2 separate regions of the Homo sapiens genome follow, and region 2 is linked to region 1. The links are chromatin loops, found by intact Hi-C in ENCODE. Cell type or tissue: sigmoid colon. All regions are shown on one strand. Each heading gives the region's core, and the rest is flanking DNA. Links, peaks and the distances in the headings are about the cores only.

Region 1 (15,863 bases), core at 3,451-11,450:
GATTTCTCCCATCTCTGTGCACTTTGCGATGTGACTTTACTGTTTCTCCTACCAAGCAGTGGAGTTTATTTCTTCATCCCTTGAACTCAGGCTTCAATCCATGTGACTTGCTGTGGACAATAGGAAATGAGCAAATGAGACACAGATAGAGGCTTATGAAGCACCCACTTATCAGGGCTTGCTCTCCTGGCTACAATGGGAGCCCTGAGGCCAGGATGCGAATAGGCCTGAGTTAGCCTGCTGAACAGGCCATGTGGACGCCAACCAAGGTGTTCCAGCTGACAGCCAGCACTAACTGCTAGATGCATGAGTAAAGCCACCTCGGAAGACCTAGCCTTAGCCACACTGCCAGGAACTGCAACAGCATGAACGATCCCAGGAGAGCTGAGCCCAGCTGAAATCACAAAACCCACAGCAAATAAAATGGCTGTTGTCTTAAGCCACAAAGTTTTGGGGTGGTTTGTTACACAGCAATAACTACTGGATACACTGACAATCTGACACAGCCCTTTCAAGTTCATTCACATGCCAGGCACTGTAGGAGGCACTGTGGATGCAGCCACGAGAAAGAATGCACATGAGCTCTGCTGTCTCAGGACACTTATGACATTATCACATACCAGGCACTGCCAAAGGCTTTCCATGCTTAATCCAGATGAGAATATCACAGTGTCACCACCATCTTCCTGATGAAGAAACCAAATCTCAGAGGAGGTAAAGAAATTGCCAAATGTGGCAGACTGTATTCTCCAAAGGCAGCTGCAACGATATCTGCCAACTGACATGCTCTGCTTGGACCTTGCCAGGGCCCTATTAAGAGACAGAGTCTGATGCCCTTCTTGAATCCGGGTGGGCTTTGACTGTAAACCGATACAATGAAGCAGAAGTGACCTACCGTGACTTCTGAGGCTTAGTCATAAGAGATGCTACAAGTTCCACCTTATGAGCTGGGGCACTCGCTTTTTTTTCTTTCTTTTTTTTTTAATGGACACAGGGTCTTTGCTATGTTGTCCAGGCTGGTCTCAAACTCCCGACCTCAAGCAATCCTCCCTCCCCAGCCTCACAGATTGCTGGGATTACAGCCATGAGCCACCAAGCCCAGCCTGGCACTTACCTTTGAAGCCCGGACTTCCAAGAAAGAAGTCGGGTGACCCAAAGTTGCCATGCTATGAGAAATCCTAGCACACACAGAGAGCTCACATGCAGGTGTTCCAGTCTAGGTGGAAATCCAGGTGATTCTAGTCCCCAGCGGTTGAGTCATCCCCCAGACATTGAACCTTCCCCCTTGAGGCCCAGATGTCATAGATCAGAGAAATCCTGTCCCCACTGTGCCCTGTCCGACCCACAGAATAAGCATAACTAAATGGATGTTTACTCTACTGGGTTTTGGGGTGGCTTGTTACACAGCCAGAAGATAGAATACCTATGTTTACATTGCTAGGTAACAGGAAGGGGAGTGAGGATGCTTCAGACCCTAGCAGTTTAACTCCTGAGTCTGAGCCCCTAACCACTCTCCTGTTTTCTCCCCGTCTCCTCTGTGATCCTTCTGCTCCCACACTCCTCCCTCACCAGAAGAGAAGCATGGCTCCCCTGATGCCACCTCGTCATCATCAGAAACCACTTCATTCCCCACATGCTGGCCCAAAGAGGCGGGAGGGAAAGGAACAGGTGTGCTTCTTACTCTGTGGCTTCCAGGACATCGCCTTCCGTGGCGTCTCCTTTTTGCAATTTCAGTCACCCTCTCTTACCTGGGCTTCGTGAAAACACTCTCCTAACCTTTAGGACACGGTCCCCCCTTCCTCCATCATTTCAGTTCCTGCTTCACAGGTGCCCTTTGCTCCCCCATTGAAGCCCACATGAAAAAAATGTGCCTACTGGGTGAACCTCCAATGGGTCAGGCACATGGTAGGGATACAACATTGAGAGAGCTCCGTATCCATTTCCTATGGCTGCTGTAACAAATTGCCACAAACTTGGAGGCTTACAACAATGCAGATTTATTATCTCATAGTCTTAAAGATCAGAGGTCCAAAATGGGTCTCACTGTGCTGAAATTGAGGTGTTGGCAGGGCTGCGTCCTCCAGGGATTCATTCCTTCACCTTTTCCTGCTTCCAGAGGCTGCCTGGGTTCCTTGCCCTTTCCTCCACCTTCAAAGCCTTCAGTACGGCATCTTCAAACCTCTCTCTGACTCTCCTGCCTCCCTCTTCCACTTCTAAGGACCTTTGTGATGATACTGGGCCTGCCCAGATTATCCAGGAAAACATCCCCATCTCAGGATTCTCAGCTTAATCCCATCTGCAAGGTCCTTGTGCATGTAAGGTGACATAGTCACAGATTCTGGGATGAGGACGTGGACGTCACTGGGGACACCATCATTCTGCCTACTGCAAGTTTTTAGGTGAAGCACCCCCTTGGGTGAGGTTATATATTTACAGCCGAAACTGCCACTCCTCAGCTACATGCATCTTCTCTCTTTCCTGGACACACAATTCCTTTTCTTGTGGTCAAGCACAACAACGATGCCACTGTTTATCAGAGAACAGAGTTCTGGCCAATGGGGTGTGGGTGTAAGAGATGGGCAGTGCTTGCAGGCTCACACAGACTCACACGACCACCTCAGATGAACGCTTCCCTTTGCCCATCCATAAGTTGAGTGAAGAGTACCCAGGGTAAGGTAGAACCACAGGATGGAAGAAGTCAGGGTCCCTGAATGACACTGGAACAGTCTCCCTGCTGACTCACTTTGTATTTTGATACGAAAGTAAGATATTAAGACATTGACATTTGAAGGTTGGTTGTTACAGAGGTTAGTCTACACTGGCATTATACAACTATAAAAGTGTACTTTAAAAGAATTTGCAGGCCGGGCACAGTGGCTCATGCCTGCAATCCCAGCACTTTGGGAGGCCAAGGCGGGTGGATCATGAGGTCAGGAGATTGAGACCATCCTGGCCAACATGGTGAAACCACATCTCTACTAAAAAAATACAAAAAATTAGCCGGATGTGGTGGCACATGCCTGTAGTCCCAGCTATTCAGGAGTCTGAGGCAGGAGAATCGCTTGAACCTGGGAGGTGGAGATTGCAGTGAGCCAAGATCGTGCCACTGTACTCCAGCCTGGCAACAGAGCAAGACTGTTTCTAAAAAAAAAAAAAAAAAAGAATTTGCATAAACATACTTCATAAAAGTTATATGGTACTAAATTTTGTAAGTAAATATAGCATTTGCTTACTTTCACAATAAGTTGGTCTATGACATAAACTCTATGTGAACAAGAAGTTTCCTTGACCAACAACAAAATGAAATCAGGGATTCTGCTACTCAGCTGTAGTCCGCCCTCTGCACCTGATTTATCTCTGTGTTTTGTATTGACTGCTTACACAGTATTGAAGGAGTTCTGATGAACATACATTAGTAACCGCACATGGTAACAAGCATTTTTTTAACTTGTAAGCTCCAGAAACTCTTCAATAAACAGATTGTTAGAAAAGCTCAATTCTGAGGTCAACACAGAAACTAGTTAACTGCGCAACAGGAGTTAATGTTTGAGAGAGCTTCCACTCAGATTTATTTACTCATTGTTTACTTTCAAAAGGATCAAAGATGATTTACCCAAAAACCTGCAGGAAAAATGAAACCAAACAAGGCAAGCAAGAACAACAAGATATGAGCCCAGTGGTCAAGCACCTGGAGTTAGGGATTATGTGGGCCAAGATGCAAGAGAGAGGGAGAGAAAGAGGTAGGGTCGGGGGTGCTTGGGGAGGGGTGGGCAGAAACATTCCCTGTGTTCTTGGAAATGTCATATATTCTCCAAAATGGTCCTTATAAGCAAATGACCAAAGGGCCTTACAACTAGATGATCATGTGTCTGGCTAGAGTTAAGAGCTGAGATTCCTACAGTTGTTCATCAGAGTCTGGGCCCCCCCCAGCGCTGGTACATACAGACGTGGAAAGAGAGGCTGGGGAGAGCCTGGGACCCCAGAGCAGTCACTTCAAGGCAGGGATCAGCATTGGTACAGGGACTGGGTGGAAGGCGAGTTCTGAGGAGCCCCTGTTCCATCCTGAGGAGCCCCTGTTCCATCCACTGCCAGAAACAGTAGAAGGTTCTGGAAGTCCTGCCAATGGCCAAGCAAGGCAAGTCTGAGAACTGGCCCCACTGTGGAGCCCAGGACTGCAGGAGAAACCACTTCTCCCAGACTGGCCTGGGCAGCTCACACCTGCCGAGTGTCTGCTGCACCACGAAGGAAGCTGGTGGGGAGGAAGGCCACTCCCATTAACCAAGCACCTATTTTGTGCCAAGCAGCACACTATGCCCATTGCACATATTTCACTTTGAACAGCAACACTGTGTGTGTGGTAGGTGCTTTTAACCCCTGATTTAGAGATGGAGAATTGAGCCTCAGCAAGATTAGAGAAGTCAGCCCCAAGAGCACATGGCCATTCATGGCGGAGCTGGGATTCGAGCCCGCACTGCCCGGAGCCAACGCCCATGTGCTCAGACAGCTGCCAGAGGCTCCAGCTGCTCCCTTCAGGCTGCACACGCCACGAGTGTCAGGTCACCCCCTCTTAACTTGGATCTGACAGAAATAGGCCAGAGTGGGGAGGCACTGTGGCCCTCATGTCACAATTAAAGCTATAAATGTTCTGAAGGTGGGGGGTTTAGAACAACCAACCTTGGCTGGGGGTGAGTGAGATGTCTGAGGGAGCCGCAGAGCCAGGGTACACAGCGTGCACACCAGCGTGGCAGGGGACAATGTGTTCCCATCTTCGGAGGCCCTTTGGTCCTCATATTTCGTAGACTCAATGACACAGACCTTCTGGAACATCAGGAGACTCCTCAGAACACTCTGAACCTCTTATTGTTTACACAACAGCAGCTGCTATGAGATTCCCAGAGCTAATCCTTGTGCAATTACCCATGTTAGAAGTGAGGAGACTGAGGCACAAAGAGATTTGCACCTAAACTGGGATCCAAAAACTGGTGAGGGCTGATAAGTGGGTGGGCTATGGTCCCCAAGAATGTCCATTATAGGTCTGATGCTCTGATGGTGGGTTTCAATTAGTAGCAGCAGTAAACATCTCCAAATAAAATGTTGACTTTACCTCTGTGTTGTGGGCCCTGCCATTTGTGAACCGGATGGGCAGTAGTGGATGGTGATGCTCAGAGTTCTAGATGCCAGGGGTTTGATGGTGGTAGAAGTGGCCATCAGAGCAGGCACCCCACATAATTGCCCAGCCACATCCATAGAATGGGGCTTCTCTCATCATTAAGACAACAGATACGTGTCTTCATAAGGCCCCCAAACAACCAGCCTTTTAAATTTTGTTACTTGTTTTGTGACAGTATATAATCCTAAGTCACCTTTCTAAGTGACACTGACACTTATCTGAATCCCAGCGGCCCAAGCAGGATTCCATGGATAACGAAACCCACTTTGTCCTTTTCTTTAATAAAGTTGTCACCCGAATCCCTGCCCTCTCAACTCTCCACTATGAAATATGTAAGCCGTGATTATTTTTCCAAATGATACTGAAGTGCGTAGACTTTCAATAAGAAATGACTCGGGGTATTTTATTCAGCCAGAAATTGATGTGGATGTTTCTACAAAACTCTCATTTGGGTACTTTCTTATTTAAAATTTTTTCATGAAAATTAAGCAGCATTTTTGCATAATTGAGTGTTCTTGGGCATTTAGTTTTTTATGGCTGAATGTTTTATTTGAAAGTCTACATAAATTCCTTTGTGAAGGGAGGTGGAGCAGCAAGAAGAGGGAAAGAGGAGAGAGGAACGCGGCGCAGGGCCTGGCTACATGGGCCCCAGAGCACGTGTCGGCTGGGCAAGGGAATGGGCAGATGAATGAATGGAACGATTGTCAAGCAGGGGACGTACGTAATCATTGCTCCTCCCTGTCACCTGCAAGATCATCCAGAAATCTCTGATAAACAAACACCTGCCAGTTCAGGGCTCAGGGCCCTCTTCAGAGATTGGAGGCTACCTGGGACCCGGGACAGAGCAGTGGCTGATGGATACCAGATGCGACACCTACCCTTCCCTGCTGGCCGCCTGCTAGTTTATCAAACCCCTCCACATGGTTTCCTCCTGGGAGGAACACCCCTCCCAGGAGGCGGAGCAGGGATCTTCCTGTTGTACACTTGGGTTCTGCACCTGGAGCCAAAAGGAGCACTGTGCCCAGCTGGAAGAGGGGGAAGTCAGAATCAGCATGCAAGTTGGATGTCAGTGTGGTGAGGCCACTCTAAGCATAGGAGACCTGACAGGTGCCAAGTCCCAGCCAGTGTCTCAACCTTCATAAACCCGCACACTTAGATATCTCTCCCCACGAGGCCACAAAATTGAATTTGTAGATTAAATGGTGAGAATAATAAGAATATCATGTGTCCATTTTCTTTTTCCTTCTTTTTTTTTTTTTTTTTTTTTTTTGAGATAGAGTTTTGCTCTGTCACCCAGGCTAGAGTGCAGTGGCGCAATCTCGGCTCACTGCAACCTCCGCCTCCCAGGTTCAAGAGATTCTCCTGCCTCAGCCTCCCGAGTAGCTGGGATTACAGGTGCCCGCCACCGTACCCGGCTAATTTTTGTATTTTTAGTAGAGACGGGGTTTCACCATCTTGGCCAGGCTTCTCTCGAACTCCTGACCTCATGATCCACCTGCCTCAGCCTCCCAAAGTCCTGGGATTACAGGTGTGAGCCACTGCACCCAGCCCATGTGTCCATTTTCAAACAGCACACCTCCTTCATCTCAGACTCTGGAAAAGTACCCTAGGGGTCCCAGGCCCCACATACTCCACCCCTCCCAAGTGAGACTGCCCTTCAGTGAGAGACAGGGGGCTGGTCCCCTCTTCTCTGTAGGGTGGGACCATAAAATACTTCTGGTAGGGGGGAAACAATAGGGCCATTTGACCCTGAAGATCCAGGGGCCCCTACTTTTGGCTGTTGTCCACTAGAAAATTTGGGCAAAGAAACAGAGAGAGAATTGGTTAAAAGCACCAATCCTCAATTAAACCCACTGACTGTTTTTCTACATGAAAAATCTGAGCATGAAGAAATGAGCTAAGTGTTGAGTGGGAAGTGTCTCAAAATCTGCAAACTGCCAAGACTTACTAAGAATCTCAAAGACTTAACCCAAATTATTGAGGGACAATGGCTCGCTAGACCCCTCCCGAGGATGGTGAGTAGGATGACAATGACACGCGAGAGACAGCTAAAAGAAACAGGGACATTCATCTTGAAAAGCATGCAGCTGCTGTTTTTGAATCTCTGGGGCGCTCCAAGAGGAGCAGGCTAGTTCAGAGTGGCCTTTCAAGTGAGGACAATGAAGGGGGGTACACACAGGGAGACAGCAGGGAAAAATGAGGAGGGGCCAAGAGTGAGAGCCATCAGACCCAGGCTGGGCTGATCCATAAGGTCCTGAGCTCTCTGCCCCTGGCAGAATCACAACAGTCATTAATTCATTCATTGAATCAACCTATCAAGGTGAAAATCAGTGTGATGAGGCCACCACTAAGCTTAGGAGACCTGAGCAGGTACAGTGGTAAAACTGTGCATTCAATGAATGAATGAATATTTGGATACTGGAAGCAGGGCGTTCAGGACCTTACAGGCCAGCGCCTGAGGTCTAGCAATGTCTGGATGTACTGAGGTCTAGCAATGATTTGAATGCCAGAAGTAAAACTGACAAGACAGGCAAAGCTGTTGCTTTTAGAAAGCTCACATTCAAGCAGGAGAGATAAACAACACACACATACACACAAAAAAAAAGCCATGAAAAAACTAAAATGTATACATACACAGTAGAGATAGGGTTATGCAAAAAAAAAAAAAAAAAATTGAACAGGATTATGGGAGAGGGCATGCTTGTGTTTCCTTTGGATTGGGGAGTAGGAGTTAGCTTTTAGCTAGGAAGGTGGGAGGGGAGCATCAGGAGAGGACGGGAGAGAGTGACCTTTGAAATTCCTTCCTCTCTGAATCCACAGTCTCACAACATACCACTGCCCATTTGCTTACTAAGATCTGCAGAGGGACCCGTGCTGCAGTGAATACAGTTAAGGCAACTTTGCACTAAGCCCCCAGTGGGTGTTTGGATAGGGCCAGGCGTCCTGAGCATGGTAAAGTGGCAGCTTCCCCTTCCTCCCACCTGCCGCTCCCTGCACATTCTGCCTGCCTGGCAGGCTGGATTGTGTAACTGCTTGGGCTTGTGTTAAGAGCCTAGCTCAGCATGGAGCTTGTAAATCTTCTCTCACATCATGAAATGCCAGCAATTTCACAGCCAGGGATTCCTGTTCTCATAAAGTCCCCACACCAGCAGACTTACATCTAAAAGTGTCCTCTGGAATGACAGATTGATGTCAGAGCTGCCTGAAGCCAAACACCAGGGCAGGCAGCCTCGTGGCTCACTCGGAAGGAAGGGCTCCCCTGCAGCCCCTGGAATTGGATGTCATGATCGCCAGGCCTGGTTGGTGGGGCTCTGCCTGCAAAGGGATCGTAAAACACAGCTTCCTGAGGAGAAATGGAAATGATGGCCCCACACTGAGAACCAAGCACCTGGAACACATTTGTGTTCAACACTATTTGAGGGGATAAAAAGAAAAAAAAATGCTTCTAAACATATATGCAGTTGTAATCCATATGGGAAATACTCACTTTTGAGTGACTCTTACTTGGCTCCCATTAGAATGACCTGTGGAGCTTTTCAGAGATAAGCATACAGAGAACTGCGGTTCTCAGGAGATCCTGATTCAGGAGAATCTAGAATCTAGAAAGGGGCCCCTGCATCTGTGGAAAAAGTTCCACAGGTGAAGATTTACCACCCAATACGTAAGAACAACAAAAGATGAGTAACAAGAAGGACATCGTGGCAGCCTTCTAATACGGTCCCCAATGACCCCCACCTCCTGGTATTCAGAACTTGTGCAATCCCCTTCCCTGGAGAGTGAGCTGGACCTGGTGACTCACCTCTAAGCATTCAGCAGGGCACAAGATAAAGGGATGTCACTTCTATGAATAAGTTACAAAAAGGGGGTGGCCTGTTTGGGCACCTTCTTGCCTGCTCTTGTTTGCTTGCTCTCAGGAAAGCCAGTCGCCATGTTGTGAATTGCCCTGTGGGGAGACCCACATGGCAAGAAATTGATGCCTTCAGCCAACAGCCAGTGAAGACTTGAGGCCTGCCCACAGCCACATGGGCAAGCTTGGACATGCACCCTCTTCCAGCGGAGGCTTGAGACGATGGCTGCCCCAGGGGATACCTTGACTGCAGCCTTGTGAGTGATCCTGAGCCAAAGGCACCAAGAAGAGTGCTCCCAGATTCCCAATCCACAGAAGTTTTGAGATAATAAATGTGTTATTTTAAGCTGTTACATTTTGGGAATAATTTGTTATGCAGCAATAGGTAACCAATAAAGACGTGTAACAAAACATGAATTTTGGGGCAGGGGGATTATGAGTGATCTGTAACTTCTTCCTTTTGCTGATCAACATTTTCTTTTTCTTTCTTTCTTTTTTTTTTTTTTTTTTTGAGACAGGGTCTCAATCTGTCACTCAGGCTGGAGTGCCATAACATGCTCACAGCTCACTGCAGCCTTGATCTCCCAGGCTCAAGCAATCCTCCCACCTCAGCCTCCCAAGTAGCTGGGACTACAGGCATGCCCCAAGATACCTGGCTAATTTTATTTTTTTATTTTTTTAGGCGGAGAAGGAGTCTCACTCTGTTGCCCAGGCTGGAGTGCAGTGGCACCATCTCCGCTCACTGCAACCTCTGCCTCCCGGATTCAAGTGATTCTCCCATCTCAGCCTCACACACTCACACATAGCTGGGATTGCAGGTGCCCACCACCATGCCTGGCTAATTTTTGTATTTTTAGTAGAGACAGGGTTTCACTATGTTGCCCAGGTTGATCTTGAACTCTACCTGCCTCTGCCTTCCAAAGTGCTAGGATTCCAGGTGTGAGCTACTGTGCCCTGTTTATATTTTCTATTTGTTTTTAATGTTACTATGGATTATGTTCAAAATGAAAAATTATTTTAAAATTATATTTTAAAAACTTGTAAAGGAAAACATAGGAGAAAATGTTTATGACCTTGTTAGGCAAAACTTTCTTAGACAAGTCACCAAAAAGGGCAATCTAAAAAGAAAAACAAGGTAAATTGGACTTTATCAAAATGAAAATCTTTTGCTCTTCTAGAAATACCATTAAAAATATGAAAAGACAAGGCCAGGCATGGTGGCTCATGCCTGTAATTCCATTACTTTGGAAGGTCGAGGCGGGTGGATTGCTTGAGGCCAGGAGTTTGAGACCAGCCTGGTCAACATGGTGAAACCTCATCTCTGCTAAAAATACAAAAATTAGCTGTGCGTGGTGGTGCATGCCTGTAATCCCAGCTACTTGGGAGGCTGAGACACAAGAATCGTGTGAACCTGGGAGGAGGAGGTTGCAGTGAGCTGAGATCCTGCCACTGTGCACTCCAGCCTTGGCGACAGGGAGACTGTCTCAAAAACAAACAACAACAAAAAAAACCCCAAAAAGACAAGCCACAGACTAAGAGAAAAGAATTGCAAATCATATATCTGATAAAGGACTTATTTCCAGAATATATAAAGAACTCTTACAACACTAAGACAATCAACCAAATTAAAAATGAGAAAAACATTTGAACAGACATTTCTTTGAAAAAGATACACAAATGGCTAATAAACACATGAAAGGACATTCAACACCCTTAGTTATTGGGAAAATGCAAATTCAACCACGAAGAGGTACCACAGGATGTGAAGAAAGTGGAACTCTCATACGTTGCTGGTGGGAACATAAAATGGAGCAACCACTTTGGAAAACAATTTGGCAGTTTCTTAAAAAGTTAACTATAAACTTATTATATGACCTACTCCTAGGAATGTAACCCAGAGAAATGAAAACATACGTCCACACAAAGACTTGTATGCAAATATTCACAGCAACTTTGTTCTTAATAGGCAAAAACTGGAAACAATCCAAATTTCCATTGACAGGTGAATGAATAAGCAAAATGTAATAAACGCATCCACTGAGATAGTACTTAGCATAAAAAGAAAAAAGTACTGATTCATGCCACAACATGAATGAACCATAAAAACAGTATGCTAAGGGAAGGAAGCCACACAGAACAGAATACATGTTGTATGATTCTGTTTATACGAAATGTCCAGAAAAGACAAATCAATAGAGGAAGAAAGTAGATTTGTGGTTGACTGGGTTTAAAGTAGGACTATATTTGACTGCAAATGAGCATAGCATGAAATGTTTTGGGTTGATAAAAATATTCTAAAACTGATTGTGGACATGGTTGTAAAAGTATACAAATTTATTACAAATCATTGAATTGTATATTTACTATAGGTGAATTTTATGTTATGTAAATTATACTTCAATAAAGCTGTAAAAAGGTTATATTCTGACTGGGTGCAGTGACTCACACCTGTAATCCTAGCACTTTGGGAGGCTGAGGCAGGTGGAATGCTTGAGTCCAGGAATTCGAGACTAGCCTGGGCAACACAGCAAAACACTGTCTTTATTAAAAATACAAAAATGAGCTGGGTGTGGTGGCGCACGCCTGTAGTCCCAGCTACTTGGGAGGCTGAGGTGGGAGGATCACCTGAGTCTGGGAGGTCAAGGCTGCAGTGAGCTGTGATTGACTGTGCCACTGCATTCCAGCATAGGTGATAGAGTGAGACCCTGTCTCAAAAGAAAAAAAGTTATGTTCATGACCTTGAACCCAGTAAGTCATGCTAAGGGCACCATCAGTAATGTATATAAAGGCTTACATCAACCGCGCTCAAAAGAGTGTGTGTGTGTGGTTTTTTTTTTTTTTTTTTGAGTTAATGAAAAACTGGAAACAACTTGCATGCCTGGTAATAGAATAAATGACTAATAAGTGGTGATCCACTTGATAGAGTAGAATGTAGCCATATTAAATGATACATACAAAGAATTTTTAAGGACCTGTGTTAATGCTTAGGATAGAGTATAAAATTGTTATTATGGCCACATTTCTCCAAGAGTAAAAAGAGCTTATATATAAATGTTTATTTTTAAACATAGTTGAATTTGAGCTGTGAATGCATGACTCTCTATATATAATATAACCAGATGCATATATGAATATAGCTTTTTTTCCTTCTGGACATTTATACATAGTAAACTGCTGGTGGCTATATAAGTAATATCTGTTTTCTTCTTTGCTCTTTGTTATATTTTCTGATTTTTAAAAAAATTTTGGCCTGGTGCAGTGCCTCATACCTGTAATCCCAGCACTTTGGGAGGCCAAGGTGAGTGGATCACTTGAGCCCATGAGTTTGAGACCAGCCTGGACAGCGTGGCGAAACTCCATCTCTACTAAAAATAAAAACAATTAGCTGGGGTTGGTGGCTCGTGCCTGTTGTCCCAGCTACTCGGAGGCTGAGGTGGGAGAATCACCTGAGCCCAGGAACCTGAGCTGCATTGAGCTGCAATTAAGGCACTGCACCCTAGCCTGGGCAACCAGAGTGAGACTCTGTCTCAAAAATAATAATAATTTTTTAATTTTTAAAGATAATATATCACTCTTTCTGCCCAGGCTGGAGTGCAAAGGCATGAACATAGCTCACTGCAGCTTCAGTCTCCTGGGCTCAAGTGATCCTCTGCCCAGGTAATAAAAAGATTTTTTTTCTGCAGAGACAAGGTCTTGCTCTGTTGCCCAGGCTGATCTTGAACTCCTGGCCTCAAGTGACATTCCTACCTCAGCCTCCCAAAATGCTGGGATTACAGGCATGAGCCACTGAGTTCAGCCTGATTACTTTTTTCCAAAAAGCATGTATTTGTTTTTAAAAGAAATAAAAAAATTGTCTAGAGAATAAAGAAAGCAAAGAGATGGCAGATCTCCCCTCTCCTGGTCAGATGAGAGGCTGTGGTTTCCTCCACGAAGGGTACGCCCTGGGCTCAGTGAAATGACGCAGAGGGCCTCTCAGCAGCTGCAGACATCAAAGGCAGTGAGCCCACCTGGAAACAGTGGCCTGAGTCCCATTCATCCCAGCTTGGACTCCTCAGTCCGTTAGAGATTCTGGAACAAGGCAGCCTGATGCAAGGACACTTCCCTTCTCAATGGCCAAGGGGAAGAGAGGATCCTGCATAGAGAGGCCTCCAGGGCTGGCTTGTCACTGCAGGGTGCCAGGCAGGAAGGGGAGCAACGACTTTGGAAACAGACACCTGAGACTCACTAGAAACCACGAAAGCCCGGGTCTGAAGGATGCAGCTGTGGCACCAGGGAGAGGGTTCAACACTGCGGACGCAGAGACCCAGGTGTGAGCTCTGACACTGCTATGGAAGCCACACTCTGTGGAGCCTGAGGAAAGCTACTGATCCTCAAAGAATCTCAGTTTCCCCATCTGTAAAGTGGGGACAACCACATTGCCTATTTTCAAAGTGGTAACCTGTATCACTGGTTAATAGGATTCAAGGTATAAAGGGGTCATATTAGTTCCCCGCGGATGCTGTAACAAATGACCACAACCCAGGTGACTTAAAACAACAGAAATTTATTTTCTCACAGTTCTGGAGCTAGATGTCCAAAATCGAGGTGTCAGCCAGGCCATGCTCCCTCTGAACCCTGAGGGGAAAGCTCCTTTTTTGCTTCTTCTTAGCTTCGGGGGTTTCCGGCACCCCTTGACGTTCCTTGGTTTGTGGATGAATCTCTCCAGTCTCTGACCCTCTCATCACATGGCCTTCTTCGCCATGTGTCTCTGTTTTCTCGTCTTCTAAGGACATCCGTCATTGGGTTAGGGCTCCCTCTACTCCAGCGTGGCATCACCTTGATTAATTATGCCTGCAAAGACTATCTCCAAATAAGGCCACATTCCGAGGTTCTGGGTGGACTTGAATTTTGGGGGGACACTATTCAATCTAGTATGGGGCATTTGGGTGAAATAAATTTGGGGGAGACTGCCTGTCATAACCTCCCCCTTTGAGTTTCACCATGCACATTAGCCTATTAAAAGCACTGAACAAAGAACTATAGAATTTCCCAAAATTGCACACAGAATCTATTAACATCTGAAGAAAGTACCATTTCTCAGGACCCAGCCTTGGAGAGCCTGGTCTGCATCATAGGGCAGTTGGGGATTCTGTGAATGTAGCACACAATAGCAGTCACACTATAGGAGCTTCATCAATTTCCCTTTCTCCCCAGTAGCCACGAGTCCAGACTTGGGGCCATGCCCTTGACTGCTACCCATCTCTTACTAATGGCTTCTACCACATGTTGCATGCTCTGGCTTCAGGAAGATGGAAAGGGCAACACTACTCCATGGCTGAGTGGGAAAATTCCAGCCTTATGGTTGAGACCCAGAGATAACACTGCTGAGGAAGTAAGCTTCTCTTTTTTTAGGAAGAGAACTCTCCACTGAGCTCTTGGAAGGAAAAGTAGGGCAGGAAATGAAGTCTCTGGGATCCAAAAGCAAGGACCTGATGGAAGAAGCAGACGGCTTGGAGGCAGGTATTTGGCAAGTGCGCTAGGAAGCCATTGGGCTGTTCCCCCTCAGCAGGCAGCTCTGCACAAGGTCCTCTAGGAGCAAAACTCAGGAAGCTCTGGATTCAGATGCCACTACCAAAGAACAGTCCAGGTGCTTCTCCAGACCATGAGCTCCAGGAGGACAGGGACCCTGTCTGGCTTGCTTATTGCAGTGAATAGACTGGTAATTGGTACGTGCTAGGTGCTCAATAGAATTTGTATAAAGAGCCAACTAGTTAATAATCCACAGGACAGTTGCCTTAGCCTGTTGAGGCTGCTATAGCAAAATATCATAAACTGGGTGGGTTAAAAACAACAGCATTTATTTATTTAGAGATGGAATCTGTCTTTGTAGCCCAGGCTGGATTGCAGTGGTGTGATCTTGGCTTGCTGCAACCTCCACCTCCGGGGTTCAAGCGATTCTCCTGCCTCAGCCTCCCGAGTAGCTGGGATTACAGGCATATGACACCACACCTGGCTAATTTTTGTATTTTTAGTAGAGACGGGGTTTTGCCATGTTGGCCAGGCTGGTCTCAAACTCCTGACCTCAAGTGATCTGCCTGCTTCAGCCTCCCAAAGTGTTGGGATTACAGGCGTGAGCCACTGCACCCCGCCTATTTCTCAATTTTGGAAGCTGGAAGTCCAAGATCAGGGTGCCAGCATGGTTCTGGTGTGGGCCCTCTATGGCTTGCAGACTGCCAACTTCTTATTGGAAAGAAAGCACAGGAGCTCTCTGGGGTGGCTTTTTTGTTTTTTGTTTTTGAGACAGGTTCTCACTTTGTCACCCAGGCTGGAGTACAGTGGTGCCATCACAGCTCACTGCTGCCTCTGCCTCCTGGGCTCAAGTGATCTTCCCACCTCAGCCTCCAGAGTAGCTGGGACTATAGGCATGCACCACCCATGCCCAGCTAATTTTTGTATTTTTAGTAGAGATGAGGTTTCGCCATGTTGCCCAGGCTAGTCTCGAACTCCTGGACTCAAGCAATCTGCCCACATCAGCCTCCCAAGTGCTGGGATTACAGGGATGAGCTACCATGCCCAGCCTGGGGTCCCTTTTATAAGAGTACTCATCCTGTTTATGAGGGCTCCACCATCATGACCTAATTACTTCCCAAAGTCCCTACCTCCTAATACCATCACTTTGGGATTAGAGCTTCAACATAAACATTTTATAGGGACACAAACATTCAGTTCATTGTAACAGTATTTTCTTTTTGTTTTATAATCTCTTTTTTCCTGAAATAAAAAAGACATGTATTCATGTTATAAAATATCAAAAAAACACACAAACAGAAAACATTAAAATGTGTTAGAATCAAAAGATCTTTATGT
Region 2 (8,000 bases), core at 1-8,000, 200 kb before region 1:
TTGTCGCAGGTGGCCACTACCCCTTCAGTCAGGGTCCCTGATTGAGGGCACATGGAACAGACCTGGAGCCAAGCTATAGCCTGGAGCCAACCCAGTCAATCCCTTGGGGCCTCCCTCGCCCTTAGACCTACAGCCTGAAGCAGAGCTACTCAGTCAACCCACAGACTCCTGAGCAAGAAAATAGGTGCCATATGCCACTGAGACTGGGGAGGCTTATTACATAGAATGACTGTGGCAAAGACCCAGCTCCATGCCTTGCTTCTTGTGTGCCTATGAGCTGTGTGCCCAAATGCTTGTATTTCCAATAGATGCTGTGTCCTCCTCAGATCCAGGCCTGTGCTAGGGGTTTGGGGATGAACCTGCCACCACAATCCCTGCCTTCAAGGATCTCTTTCTGTCTCACAAGGGAGATAAGGCATGTTCACAAATATCTACGTGATAAGACAAAGCATGTAAGAGTGAGGCATGGAAGAGGCAGAAGGGGAGGGAGATCTGACTTCCATGCAATAGCAGCTTTGGGTTAAAGGCACTGCTATGACTGGGCTTGGGGATGAGGGGAGAGAGTGGTGGAGTCCAGGGTGGCCTAGCAGGATGAGGCGGCTGCGGGTGGCCAAGGCAAGCTCAGCTATGCCAGTCTGCAGAGGTACCAGACCCACAGCCCCCACGCCTCAGAGCCCAGACCAAACCTGTAAGGAACACCCAGTGTCCTGCTTTTCTCTTTCCTCCTTCCATGGAGGGATGGAACAGGCCAGGGCTCAGCCTGGCTCCCTGGGCTCCAGGAGGGTGGAGGGCACGGCTGACAGATGGCCTCTCAGAGCACAGAGCCAGGGCCAGCGTCTCTCACAGTGAACCCAGACATCAGGGCAGGGACAGCAGTGTTGAGGTAGAGACTCTGTAAAAAAGAAGCTGGTACTTCCTCTGGGCCCCCTTTTGCCAATGTGCCCAGACAAAAAGCCTCAAAGGAGGCCAGTCTCCTCCCCGACTTCTGCAGTCTAACACTCAGGCCATGGCTAGTGCTGGGTTTTATGGGGTTCAGTGCCACCTCCACGAGAAAATTCCTCCAGTCAAGTGGCTACTTCCAGATATCTCTTTTCATTCCCAGACAGCTCCATCTGTGTGCGTATAACAGTAGTAATACTAGTGGCACTAGTACAAATACTGGAAATAATGCTAATGACAGTAACAAAAGCAACACTGACTCATCGAGTGCCCATATGCCTTCATCCACCCTAGCATCCCAACAGCCCTAAGAGAACGGTATTAGCATCCTCACAGGATGAGTGGAAAAGATTGGAGTCCAGAGAGAACACCCACCAGGCCAGCCAGTGAGTGCACAGTGCTGGGTATCACCGCAGCTGGGCCTCCGGCTGCTGGGCACAGAGCAGCTGCACATGTGGCCAGCCCCAGGTGAAGAGCCAGGTGTGCTCACCTGTGCTGCATGCCCACACCACCAGCCCTCTTGCTGTCTCCCTGAGGCTGGCTGCTCTTTAAGAGTTTGCCTGAAGCCATCTTTGCTCATTTGGAGAATGAAGGACTCTAATGGGGGCTGGAGGATGACAGGAGAGGAGGTACCTAGGAGTCATGGGTGAGAAGGATCCAGCACCCTGCAGAGCAGCTGCTGCCAGCCTGTGGCACGAAGCAGCTTTGCCCAGAACTGAGCACCTCAGCCTCATCTCAGCTCTGGCCAGATACCTGCTCCCTGACAAAAGATAGGACTTCAAAGATCCTAAGTGCCGGGTCCAAGGCCTACCTATGAGCCTGGGAAAGGCAGAGCCAGGCAGGGTCTGGGGAAACGTCTGTCCTCACACATGGCTCCCAACAGCCAGGTCCAGAGGCCCTTTCCTGGCCAGACCCCTGCCGCAGGGTTATGGAGAGGCGCGGCACTCCCTGGTTCTGCGGGTGAAATTGCTGCTGCTTTCTACTCAAGTCTGAAACTCTTCCACTCACCCCCAGAACCCAGGGAGATGACAACGCAACAGGCCTCCTGTGTGCTGCTATTAACCCCACTTTGCAGGAAAGGAAACCAAAGCTTGGAGGAGTTATCACACTTGACCAATGTCACACAGCTCCTAATGGCCAGAGCCATCTCTGGCCACTGTCCACTGTTCTCTCTGCAGAGAAAAGTTGAGAAAGAAAGCGGCAAAACTAAGAGGATCAGGATCCAGTCAGGAAGACAGGGCCAAGCCAGGGAGTTCAACAGAAGCATCCAGACAGGAAATGAACTGCAATGGTGCCGGAAGAGCTAAAAGCCAAACAGGGATGAAGCAACCCAGAGAGGAGCAGCAGCAGGCCACTGTCCCTCAACAGCAGAGGGACAAGGAGAAGAGCTGGTGCCACCAGAGCCCAGAGGCCACAACACTGCCACTGCTGCAAGGCAGGGAGCTGGGAGGGACACCCTGGCTTCCCCTTGGATCCTGCCCTCCAGCCCCACACCAGCGCGTCCAGCAGTCAAAACTAACAGTAAGCCAGTTTCAAGGGAGCTGGAAAATGTAGTTTGCAAGGGATACGCCTTTTCAATACAGAGCCAGCCAGAGAAGGGCGGGGAAGGCATCTGAGCACACACAGGTAGATATCTGGGATTCTGAGCAGAGTGGCCTCCCTGCCCTCTTATAAGAGGGGACACTACAAGTCCCCAGCAGGATGAGGGAGGGCCCTAGGAAGATGCTTGTGGCAGGCAGTCCTTCTACCCACTGCCAGTGTATGTCACAATTGCTCTGGGAAGGAGACTAGTCGATGCCAGAGCCAAAGTCCTTTTCAGTGTGTGGCCCTTTAGGGAAAAGGCACAGGTACCAAGATGGGCTGGCTGCCCTCATGGGGGCTTCTGAGAGTGACCCCTCAGGGTGCAGTCATGGGAACAGGAGTCCACGGATCTTCAGGGGGTGAACCAATTGATGGGCAATCTTCGGCCTCTGGCTCCTCTGCCCTGGGGCATGGCTGTCCTGCCTTGCTGTACTCCTTCCAGGAGTGGACCTGGCCCGTGTGTGTAGGTGTGCAGATACACACGGACACACCCTCCACTGCCCACAAGCCAGGCGTCATTCAAGGGGCCCTGGCTGGCCCTAGCAGTAGCCTTTGTGCAGGGACCAATAAATTAAAATGTAAACCTGAGGAAGATGCAAGCTTTGACAGGCAGTGCCGAGCCTCAGCCCCTTCCCCACGGCCCTCAGCAGAGCTGAGCAGCTCCTCCCACGAAGCCCTCATCCTGGACACTGGGCCAGACACAGGGAAATGCTGCCACAGACGGCTGGCGATCTGGCACCAGCCCTCAGCACATGGCTCCCTCTGGACACCAGGACTCCTCCATTCAGGTGAGGGGTGGGGGCACACGCTGTATCTTCCCAACAGCTCTGCAGGCTCCAGAGTATCAGGGAAGCTGAATTTCTTTGCTAACAGCAGCATGTCTGGAGCCTTCTTCTTGGAACCTGCTTCTTTTCTTCCCTCTTCTTCTGACACTACAGGCACTGTGTCTGGCCAGCTGTGAGCCTTCAGCTTTGGGCACAGCCAGGACCCATACCCGCATTCCTCTGAATGAGGAGGGCAGGAAGAACTCTAAGTTTCTCGGAAGGCAGCCCAGCAGCAACCCTGTAAAGCAGGAAGGGAAGTAGCCTGGGGCCCACTGTCATTCCCTCCTGTTCAGAACCTGGCCAGAGCAGCAGCAAGACCCCAGCACTGAGCAAACAATCCCCGTCCAGCTGCCACATGTCCCCAAGGGAGTCACAGCCAGGGCCTGGTGTGGGTTGGGGATGGGAAAAGAGAAAATCTGATCTTCTGGCATTTCTAGGCTCCTACAAATGGAAGAGTTGGACTCTTATTTTTTTTTTTCCTTTGAGACGGAGTCTCGCTCGTCGCCGAGGCTGGAGTGCAGTGGCACAATCTTGGCTCACTGCAAGCTCCGCCTCCCGGGTTCACACCATTCTCTTGCCTCAGCCTCCCGAGTAGCTGGGACTACAGGCGCCTGCCACTACGCCTGGCTAATTTTTTTTTTTTTTTGTATTTTTAGTAGAGACAGTGTTTCACCATGTTAGCCAGGATGGTCTCGATCTCCTAACCTCCTGATCCGCCCACCTTGGCCTCCCAAAGTGCTTGGATTACACGCGTGAGCGACCGCGCCCGGCCGAGTTGGCCTCTTTATCTGAGGGTGGGTCCCCTGCTTCCTCAGCCCCTCTGCTGCCGGGCAGGCAGCCTCTCTTGGTCTCAGTTATAGGCACTTGCAGGATAACTGGGCTCAGGGGATCAAAGCCATGCTGAGCCACCCATATGCCTTGGCATGGGGGCCGCACCCTCCAGCCCAGGTTATGGTGGGTGGAGTGTTCCCCACCCTGTCCCTTGTCTCACATCTGCCACCTGGATTCCTGTGTCAGGACCCCAGAGCAAGGCACAGTGAAGAGGGGACAGAGGATGTGTGTGGGCCAGTGGCCTGGGCCTTGATGCCCCAAAAGGGATGCTGCTGGAACTGCTCTCTGCTGCCAACCTCAGCTTGTCCCTGAGAGGAGGCATCCAAGGCCCACCTGCTGCTGTGCAGACCCAGCTCTCCCAAGAGTTGTACATGACAATGATGCCCCTCAGAAGGCAAAATAGAAGCAAAATCAAAACTCCCTTCTCATAATCAGGGGGTCTGCAGTGGCAGCCAGGACACACAATGTCAGACTTCTCTTCCTCCAGGTCTCCCTCCTGAACCATGCTGGATGCCAGCCAGACCTTCCCCAGCCCGAGATGGCTGCATGTTCTGCAGTCTGAGGTCCAGGCCAGAGGGCATATATCCTAAAAATATTTTTTGAGGGCCCACTATGTGCTAAGTGCAATTCTGTCGGGGTTATACAAGCATTGAAAGGCAACCAAGACCCCTGCCCTCATGGAGTTTGCATTCAGTGAGCTGGAGAGCTGCTGGAGTTTTGAGCAGCAGTGAGACATAAATTCTAAAAGGATCATCCAGGCCAGGCACAGTGGCTCACACCTGTAATCCCAGCACTTTGGGAAGCTGAGGCGGGAGGATCACTTGAGGTCAGCAGTTCGAAAACAGCCTGGCAAAACCCTGTCTCTACTAAAAATACAAAAGTTAGCTGGGTGTGGTGGCGGGTGCCTGTAGTCTCAGCTACTCGGGTGGCTGAGGCATAAGAATCACTTGAATCCAGGAGGTGAAGTTTGCAGCGAGCTGACATCACTCCAGCCTAGGTGACAGAGTAAGACACTGTCTCAAAACAAACAAACAAATAAATAAAAGGATAATCCGGCTGTTTTGTTGAGGAGGTTGAGGGGTGAAGGGAGAAGCAGGAGGCCTCAGAGGGGTGGCTGCAATAACTTGGATGACAGTGGCGGAGGGTGGTTAGTGCGGAGGTGGTGAGGAATGGACAGCTTCTGGATATTCCTCAAATTTGCTAATGGATTTCGTGTGAGGTCAAGAGAAAGAAGAGTCAAGAATGACTCCAGGGCCTTTGGGCTGAGCAACAAGAAAAGGGGAATTGCAGTCTCCAGAAATGGGGAAGGCTAAGGGCAGAGCCTGTTTTGGGGGAAAATCAGCAGTTGGAGTGGACATTTGGGCTGGACATGCCCAGTAGACATCAGGTGTGGAGCAAGCGGGCAGCTGGGCACAAAGTGAGAGCCTATGCCCCCTCCTTGCTGAGACTCGGGCACTCACTAAGGCAAAACCAAAGTCCACCGGCAGGTGGTGGGAGGGAAGGGGAGCTCCAGAGCTGAGGCCTGGGTGTCCGAAGGGAGGTGGCTGTTGCCTTTAAGAAGGCTGGGGAATCAGAAACCTGGAGGAAAGCAGATGGTGCCACCAGTGTGAATCGAGACCGCTGTCTAGTTCCCAACCTGAAGGTGTCCTGTCAGGCGTTCTGAGCCCCAGTTAATCGAGAATGCCCGACAAGTTTTCCTCTGGGCGCTCTATGCTGTGCAAGATCAGGAAAGTGCTATCTAGAACATGGCAAAGAGATCTTGCTGTCCTGAGAGTCAGACACCTTGAAAAACCCTACACTAGAGGCATCCTTAGCCCCAGTTCACAGAAGGGACCTGTCTAATGCCACTGAGTCAGTACCAACTGCTGGGAGCAAAGCCTGGTCTTTGGTGGAGCCCAGGCCCTCAGCATGCACCGAGGTTCCTCTTAGAGCAGGCACCTGACTCCTAGCCTGGGCTGTGGGACTCAGTCCCTTCACAGTGGAAAATGTGGCTCTAGACTTGCTTCTGCCTCCCTAGTATCAGGAGCTTCTTTAACATCAGTACTGACCGCAAGGTTGCCACAAGGAGGTGAAGAGCTAACGAAGTTCTGCACATAAAATTCTTGGCCCACTACCTGGCACAGAGAAAATGTTCCCTATATAACAGCTGGCTGGGGGGCAGTAAAAGATGCAGTAACTTCTTTTACTTACTTAAGCCTTTTTTTTTCTTAAGTTGTAAAAATGAATGCATTTATAGAAATAAAGGGGAACAGCCCACCCACTCTGCTTGACCGACTTACACATTCAAGTTGCACAGATTTATTTCTTCTGCTGGATTATTTCCTCAGGATAAATTCCCTGCAGTAGAATTATTAGGCCAAGAGGTCAGAGCCCTTTTCTGGATCTTAATCAGGGTTGCCATAATGCTTCCCAGGAAAAGATTCTCCCAGTTTACTTTTTACTCAATACTTGGGATGAAGTTCATATTTTTTTCTTACAGTTTTACTTTTTTCTTTACTAATTCAGTAGATGCACTATAATTTTTATTATTTTCTTTTTGAGACAGAGTCTCACTCTGTAATCCAAGCTGGAGTGCAGTGGCATGATCTCAGCTCACTGCAACCTCTGCCTCCTGGGTTCAAGTGATTCTCGTGCCTCAGCCTCCCAAGTAGCTGGAATTAAAGGCATGTGCCACCGTGCCCAGCTAATTTTTTTTTAGTAGAGACAGGGTTTTGTCGTGTTGGTCAGGCTGGTCACGAACTCCTGACCTCAAGTGATCTGCCCGCCTCAGCCTCCCAAAGTGCTGGGATTACAGGTGTGAGCTACCGCACCTGGCCCATGTGCACCATAATTAATTTACTTCCTTTAAAAACCAAGTAGGAATACTTTTGTAAATGCTTGCTTTTTCTTTTTAGTGTTTACTTTTAAAATTTGCTTAAGGGTAAATTGCCTGTTCATAGCCTTTGCCTATTTATCATTGACTCTTTAATCAACAAATATTAACTGATCATCTACACTATGAGAGGTGCCCAGGAACATCTGTTTTAAATGAACCTTGAAAATACCATGCAATGAACTTCTTTGTTATTACATTTAGTTCATATTTTTCCCTAGTCTAATGGTCTATTTAATATTTTATTACTCTACATTAAGTTTTAAAAATGTATATAATCAGATTTGTGTCATGTTTTCCCTGTGTGGTGTTCTTCCTATTAGAGGATTTATGCTTAGAAGGTTATCACCCCATATCTAATCAATACTTAATTCCATTTAATATTTAATTATATGGTTTTCCTTTTAAAATTCTAAGTCTTTAATCCAATATCTCTGAATTAAACACTAGTCTACCAAAACTATGTATGTAGAATGCAATATTCAAAAAAAGCAAACCAAAACAAAAACAAAATGTTCACATAAGTATGGGACAGCTGACTTTCACAAAGTTGATTAAACTTCCCTACAAGGATGCCTCAGAGACTTGACATGCTAATGAATCTTGCTAGTCTCCAGGACGGGGGAGGACTGGCAAGATCAGTACAAAATATTCCTCAAATGTTGTGATCATGGACTCCTTTGTTGGTGAAGCACCACTTGGGGTGTCACGCTTTGACAATAAAGTGACGATTTTTGTCTGCTTTACTCCCTGCTGTATTCCTAGTACATAGTAGATGCTCAGGAAATATCACAGAGTTGAGCAAACAAATGAGCACATGCACAGTTAAATATAACAGATCTCATCTAGTACAGCAATACTGAGCCACATCTCTAAGGTGCAGGGAGGTGTGGGGACTTCGCATGGTTCCCTGCTGTACCTAGGGCTTAGAATAAGGCCTAGGACAAACATTT

What was found. Peaks named below come from ENCODE experiments on the same cell type or tissue, not always from the same donor. Only the 100,000 strongest peaks of a DNase experiment are listed, where the experiment ranks them.
Region 2: a loop joins it to region 1, with 3 times the contacts of the local background. A loop is called at or near these places in 6 of 110 quality-filtered maps.

The regions. Positions count from the first base shown.
Region 1 is chr11:12,059,469-12,075,331 of GRCh38, reverse strand. LINC02547 (long intergenic non-protein coding RNA 2547) reads right to left here. Exons shown (of 2, transcript NR_135109.1): 2 at 13,547-15,863. Among named protein-coding and RNA genes, the nearest start is that of LINC02989, 19 kb to the left of the region's middle. RefSeq lists enhancers at 8,659-9,181, 8,197-9,396. In sigmoid colon, for the core only: no CTCF peak of the experiment used is centred there; DNase peaks (open chromatin) are centred at 4,741, 8,261 and 8,941; H3K27ac peaks cover 1,752 bases.
Region 2 is chr11:12,264,825-12,272,824 of GRCh38, reverse strand. It overlaps a transcript of MICAL2 not described here. Among named protein-coding and RNA genes, the nearest start is that of MIR6124, 110 kb to the right of the region's middle. In sigmoid colon, for the core only: no CTCF peak of the experiment used is centred there; a DNase peak (open chromatin) is centred at 3,524.